2 separate regions of the Homo sapiens genome follow, and region 2 is linked to region 1. A link is a contact called in ENCODE Hi-C or POLR2A ChIA-PET data. All regions are on one chromosome and are shown on one strand. The core of a region is the stretch at or near the end of the contact, and the rest is flanking DNA. Distances in the headings are between cores, read along the strand shown. Region 1 holds the start of TIAM2 (TIAM Rac1 associated GEF 2). Region 2 overlaps TIAM2 (TIAM Rac1 associated GEF 2).

Region 1 (3,213 bases), core at 648-3,147:
AACATGGTGAAACTCCGTGTCTACTAACAGTACAGAAATTATCTGGGTGTGGCGGTGCATGCCTGTAGTCCCAGCTACTTGGGAGGCTGAGGCAGGATCACTTGAACCCGGGAGGTGGAGGTTGAGCGAGCTGAGATCGTGCCGCTGCACTCCAGCCTGGGCGACAGAGACAGACTCCATCTCAAAACAAAGCAAGCACCGCCCCCCCCCACCCCACCCACAAAACAGTAAATAAATGTCAAGGAAGAAAAGGTCTTTGGAGGTGATGCTTGAATTGAGCATGGAAGAGTGAGTGGAGTGGGAAGATATTTTCCTAGGCAGAGCCAAGTGCGCAAAGATGCAGACAAGACCAGGGGAGGGCCTACAGAGTGGGAGGGGCCAGTCACTACTAGTTCGGTGTGTACAGAGCCTGTGGTGGTTGAGGGTGGAGAGCAGGTCTGTCCGATCCCCGCAAAGCCTGGAGGCTTCCTTTTGATACTGGGTGTGTTGTGGGAAAGCTGATTTCATTTGTCTTTTTGACTCACAGTTCTCCACGGATCTCCCGTTACGGAGACTGGGTCGTATTCACGCACTGCACCTAACTGACCAGGGCCCTGGCTGCTGTGCTCTGAACTCCAGCACTGGGATTGTGCCCAACGCCACCCTTCCCACCTGGCCGCTCCCAGCCAAGGACTGGTGGCGGCATGGACACGAAGGCAGGCAGGTTCCGGGGAGAATCGGGATCCCCATGATGCGTAATTTTGGCTGAAGGGCTCACGGATGATCTTGCTGAGCTTTTCTTAGACTGCAGGGAGGCCGGGATGGGTGCTTCCCTCCCTCCTTCACTTGGGCTCTGATTTGCAGAAGGTCCGGCCCTCTCCAGCTCTCACGGCTCCCTCCTCATTTAGTTCCACGGCCATTTCCCCCAAGAAAACCCTCCGCATCTAGTCCTGAGTGGGCGCTGCTTCTCGTAGGACCCACCCTAACACATGGCCTGCATCTACCTTCCCTTCCCTCTCCTCTCCAGGGTGCAGCCTTTTTCAAGGCGAGGAGAGTGATTCCAGGCAGCTTTCATTCCTGGGTCTCCTTAGCTCCCTCGCCCTTCCCAGCATCTGGGCCCACTGGGCCACTCAGGCTTTTCTAATAAAAATCGCAGCTTTGGCCCAGTGCGGTGGCTCACGCCTGTAAGCCCAGCACTTTGGGAGGCCGAGGCGGGTGGATCACCTGAGGTCGGGAGTTCGAGACCAGCCTGACTAACATGATGAAACCCCCATCTCTACTAAAAATACAAAATTAGCCGGGCGTGGTGGCGCGTGCCTGTAGTCCCAGCTACTCGGGAGGCTGAGGCAGGAGAATCGCTTCAACCCAGGAGGCGGAGGTTGCGGTGAGCCGAGATCACGCCATTGCACTCCAGCCTGGGCAACAAGAGCGAAACTCAGTCTGAAAAAATAATAATAAAAATCGCAGCTTCTCCACCTGGAAAGTCCCAATTCGACTGGGTCTTGGAGTGCCGACTCGATTGCCATCTCCGCTGCGAAGCCATCTCCTCTCAGAAGGGGAAGGAGATGGAAAGTCTCTGCGGCCGCTGACCTCAGTTTTGCGTGCCTTTCCTCGGTGGGACCCGGGAAGAGCCGTCTTTAAATTCCTTGGGGAAGGGACGGGGTCGCACTGGCGCATCGCATCCCCGGTAGCGGGCAGAGCCCCCAGCTCACAGTGAGCGCGTGCTCGATGTTTCTTGAATTGTTTTATTTGTGTTGTTCCAAAGAAAGCGCGAGGGACATGGTCCGGGACCAGCCGGGAGCTGGCGCGGGGGTCCTGGGCCTGACGCTGGGCGGGGCTGGGGCGTGTCCGGGGCGGGGCGGGGCGGGAGGTGCGGTCGCGGCTCGGGCCTGGCAGGCGCTGCGCGCGGGGCTGGGGCAGCGGTAACCGTAACTGTGGCCGCGGCCGCCGCAGGCGCACAGCGCGCGTCCAAGTGGAGAACAAAGTGACCCCCAGAACTTCTCCAACTCCTCCCGGCGTTCCCGCGAGGGCCACGCGCCGAGGGTAGCGGAGGGCGGCGCGCGACCGGCCCCACCGAGCCCGGCGCGCGACCCGAGGTAAGGGGCGCCCGGGTGAGGGCGCAGGAGGGCGACGACCCGCGCTGGTTGGCGGCGGCTCCAGGTCCCCTGCGGGCGGGGCGGCGCGCGGCCGGCGGTCCCCTCCCTTCCCCTTTGTTGGCCGCCCCTCTCTGCCCCCGCTTTCCTGGGAGTCCCGCGGAAGGTCGCGGCTGCGGGGCGCGGCCTGGCACCCTCTCCCCGGAGGGCGGCAGCGTCCGGGCACAGCCTGGCACGGGGGACGAAGCACTTTCCAGAAGGCTCTGAAACTAGGTCCCCTGGTCCCCTCGCGCTGCGCGACACGCCAGGACCCACTTTCAGCCCCGGTCCCATCCCGGATGGGAGGAGGCGGCGCCCCGGCCTCCTGATACCGAGGTTCTCGCCCAAAGCCGAGCCGTGGGTGCCCGGAGGGGAGCGCCCGCTGCGCCCACGCCCGCCCGGCGACCTCGGAGCCTCAGAAAGGCGCTGCGGCGAAGCAGGATCCCAGGCGGTCGGCTCAGCGAGTGTAGACCGTGCGGTCCCTGCTCAGCCCCTCCGGCCTTTCCGAGCGCGGGAGCCATCCCGGACGGGCGCGGCTCCTGGGGGGGCTGAGGTGCCAAGTTTCTGTGAAAGCCGACACGTTGTGCCCCTAATGGATCCTATTTACCAAAAACAGTTCAGAAAGAAAAGAGTCCATTCTTCCAGCCATTCGTTGCTGACAGCCGCTGGAAAGGTCTGGGAGTAACATTGCACGAGGTATTTCTATCTTTAAGGAGCGGCGAAATTTAATATTGATGAGCTTGCATGCCGTTTTTTTAAAATAGACAAATAGGTTAACTTTATTTAAAGAGGGAGAAGGCTGCTTGATTCCAAAGATAATTTCATTCAGGGGGAGGTTTTCCTGCTTTTCTCTGCAGAATTCAGGCAAGAGGCCACTTGGTGACACTCCTCAGCCTCCTTGGGTAATGGTGAGACCTTTATTTACTATGCGATGAAGGGCCTGGGATTCTCTTCTCATGGTTATTCACACATTCTACCTTTTGCTCCCCAAATGATGCTGACCACCTTATTTTAACAGACAACACCGGCTATCTCCAGTTCTCTTTCCAATAGATTTAAGCCAGAGTGTCTCTAAAATCTTACCAAGTTTCGTACAGGTGCG
Region 2 (3,105 bases), core at 81-2,580, 160 kb after region 1:
TTTAAAGAATGAGGGTAATTATCACTTGTGGTCCATTATCCATTCTTTGACAGAATCATCACTTTAGTTATTTTAAGTGCACCTTTCTAATGCTACTAATTTTTCATTTTTGGTTCTCCCCTCCCCATAGCCCAGGCCCTAACCCCTTCCTGTGTCCTCCCCACACTCCCTTCTCCCCTACACCCTTCTCCCAACCCCTGCCGTACATGCACTCCCTTTCTCATGTTAGTCTTGTGAGTTTCTGGTAACAGACAATTGGGATTGATTTTAGAAATTCTTGTCCAGGCACGGTGACTCACACCTGTAATCCCAGTACTTTGGGAGGCTGAGGCTGGAGGTTCATTTGAGGCCAGGAGCTCAAGATCAGGTGGGGCAACACAGCAAGACCCTATTTCTGAAAAAGAAAAAAAAAAGAAATTCTACCTGGAAGTATTCTCCTCACCGTATTGCACTCTTTGAGGTTATGATTTAGTCACATGTTCCTGAAGGGCTTTGTAGTGTGTAGCCTGAGTTATGTTTGCTGTGCCCGCTGTCCTTGCATCCTTTGTCAGCAGGTTGTAAAGGAGCTGTTTACGCTTTTTTTTTTTTTTTTTTTTGACAGAGTCTTGCTCTGTCACCCAGGCTGGAGGGTAGTGGCGCAATCTCAGCTCACTGCAACCTCCACCTGCTGGATTCAAGCAATTCTCCTGCCTCAACCTCCCGAGTAGCTGGGATTACAGGCACCCACCACTACGCCCAGCTAATTTTTGTATTTTTAGTAGAGATGGGGTTTCACCATGTTGACCAGGCTGTTCTCAAACTCCTGACCTCAGGTGATCTGCCTGCCTCGACCTCCCAAACTGGTGGGATTACAGGCGTGAAACCACTATACCTGGCCAAGAGCTGTTTACTTTTTACCTTCAGACACAAAGACTGGGAAGCATTAAGCAGGAACAAGTACTTGCTTAAAATTGCTTTTATGAGATATTTGACAAAAAAATGTAATGTGAAGCCACAAAGGCAAAGGTATTTACAGATCAAGACCAATCAGGACAGGGTCTCCAAAATATTCCCTAAGCATTTAGCTTTCTCTAAACTTCCTTTTAAAAATATCTGTAAAAGAGCAGTGCTTTATCCACTTAGCATTTTAAAACCTCAATAAATATACATTTATTTATGTAGCTTCCTCCCCAGCGGTTTTCCCTGAAAACCTCAGATGTAGTCATTTCTAGCCTAAAAATAGAATGTGCAATGTAGGTGACATCATGCAACAGAAATTCTCTGGAACAGGTTTTCTTCGAAGTACGTGGGTGGAGAAGATCCTTTTTGAAATAAAAAGGCACTATCGCAGTTGTAACATACCGGCTGAGCTACATACGGTCAGTGGTGACATGCTCTGGCCGTGTCCTGGGCCTCTTGGGTGTTTCTGGGGCAGGATGATGCAGCTTTCATTTGAGCATGTCCAATGTGGACCAGATCACACCGCCATCCACACGCCAGATCGCCTTTGAAGTTCCCAGGGAGGAAGAGTTGTAAATTAAGTCCAGTTAGTACTTTATTTGCCTTTCTGCTTATTATTTCAAACAAGTAAACAAGGACAAAACCTCACCACCCTTAGGCAGTCTTGGCATTCTCCCAGATGGCATCCCCCATCCTGCCTCATTATGTGCGATTTCCAGGGTAGACAGGCCTGCTTCTGTGGTTAATTAGGCTGGGGAGGGAGGAGGTGGTTGGACTACCAGGGGTTGCTGTGGGGAAGGAGGAAGCACTTGCTGGTAGGGTTCAGACTGCTCTGGGTTTTATGAAATGTGGGCTTCAGTTTAAATATTTACTTAAATACAGTTTTAAAATCATAAAGAGGACGGATTGCGTTTGGACAATTGGCAACTGGTGAAGAGAACAATGAGAACAAGGCTTTGAGGAAAATACGAGGATACTGTGGTGTATTTCTGGATGTGTACAGGGGGAAGCAGTTTGAGGAACAAACCACTGGAGTGTAGCATATTTGTGAGGGGATTTGAGGGAGATAAAGTCAGATTGTGGAGGTGGTGGGTGAAGATGTGAACTTTATTCAATAGGCAATAGGGAGATGGTGAAAGTGTTATTTTTTATTTTTTATTTTTTAAGGCAGGCAATAGGGAGATGGTGAAAGTGTTATTTTTTATTTTTTAAGGCAGAGTCTTGCTGTGTTGCCCAGGCTGGAGTGCAGTGGCATGGTCTTGGCTCACTGCAACCTCTGCCTCCTGAGTTCAAGTGATTCTCGTCCCTCAGCCTCCCAGGCAGCTGCGATTACAGGCATGTGCCACTACGTCCTGGTAATTTTTGTATTTTAGTAGAGATGGGATTGGCCATGCTGGTCTCAAACTCCTGACCTCAACTGATCCGCCTGCCTCAGCCTCCCAAAGTGCTGGGATTACAGGTGTGAGCCAGTGTGCCCAGCTGGAAGTGTTTTTATTTTCTATTTTTTTGAAACGGAGTCTTTCTCTGTCGCCCAGGCTGGAATGCAGTGGTGTGATCTCGGCTCACTGTAGCCTCTGCCTCCAGGGTTCCAGTGATTCTCCTGCCTTAGCCTCCTGGGTAGCTGGGATTACAGGCGTACGCCACCACACCCGGCAAATTTTTGTATTTTTTGTAGAGACGGGGTTTTGCCATGTTGGCCAGGCTGGTCTCGAACTCCTGACTTCAGGCAATCTGCCCGCCTTGGCCTCCCAAAGTGTTGGGATTACAGGCATGAGCCACCGCTCCCAGCCTGGAAATGTTTTTGTTAGGAGAATAAGAATGTTTGGTTTAGTTAAATGAGCGTTTGTTCGGTGCATACTCTGGGTCAGGCAAATGTGCACAGACTGGAGACTCAAAGAAGTCACTGTCTCTGCCCTCAGTGACAGTGGCACTGCTAGAGAGAGTGCTAGAGCCTTCAGTGACAGTGGCACCTGCTAGAGAGAGGTGACAGACAGTTGAGCTCTCAGTCTAGCAGGTGACAGACAGTTGAGCATACAATTTCAACATAACACAGTGATTCAGTGCACGTGGCATTCCAGTGCTGTGGAAGACAGAAATGGGAAATATAGCCTCATGTGCAGTCATGGAAGACCCTGGAGGAGGGAGGCCAAGTTGCTTCTTGAAAAA

Evidence for each region. A loop is a pair of places that touch in the nucleus more often than their neighbours do. ChIA-PET counts read pairs that join two places held with the same protein, here RNA polymerase II (POLR2A). Pooled maps may share reads with other maps.
Region 2: a pooled map shows a loop between it and region 1 (7-fold over the local background). The contact joins the enhancer-like site here to the promoter of TIAM2 in region 1. A Hi-C loop is called at or near these places in 3 of 168 maps with a recorded cell type or tissue (IMR-90, adrenal gland and ascending aorta) and 9 of 50 pooled maps. POLR2A ChIA-PET finds 5 or more read pairs at or near these places in 3 of 52 experiments (Caco-2, WTC11 and activated T-cell).

What each region holds. Positions count from the first base shown.
Region 1 is chr6:154,993,418-154,996,630 of GRCh38, forward strand. It overlaps TIAM2 (TIAM Rac1 associated GEF 2), which reads left to right and starts at 1,898. Exons shown (of 27, transcript NM_012454.4): 1 at 1,898-2,075. RefSeq lists enhancers at 1,792-2,399, 2,400-3,005 and silencers at 1,846-1,985, 2,076-2,155.
Region 2 is chr6:155,153,046-155,156,150 of GRCh38, forward strand. All of the region lies in intron 7 of TIAM2 (TIAM Rac1 associated GEF 2), which reads left to right. Among named protein-coding and RNA genes, the nearest start is that of CLDN20, 110 kb to the right of the region's middle. Within about 2 kb of position 1,331, at least 7 of the 41 ENCODE cell types and tissues checked have a DNase peak (open chromatin) inside an H3K27ac peak, as active enhancers do.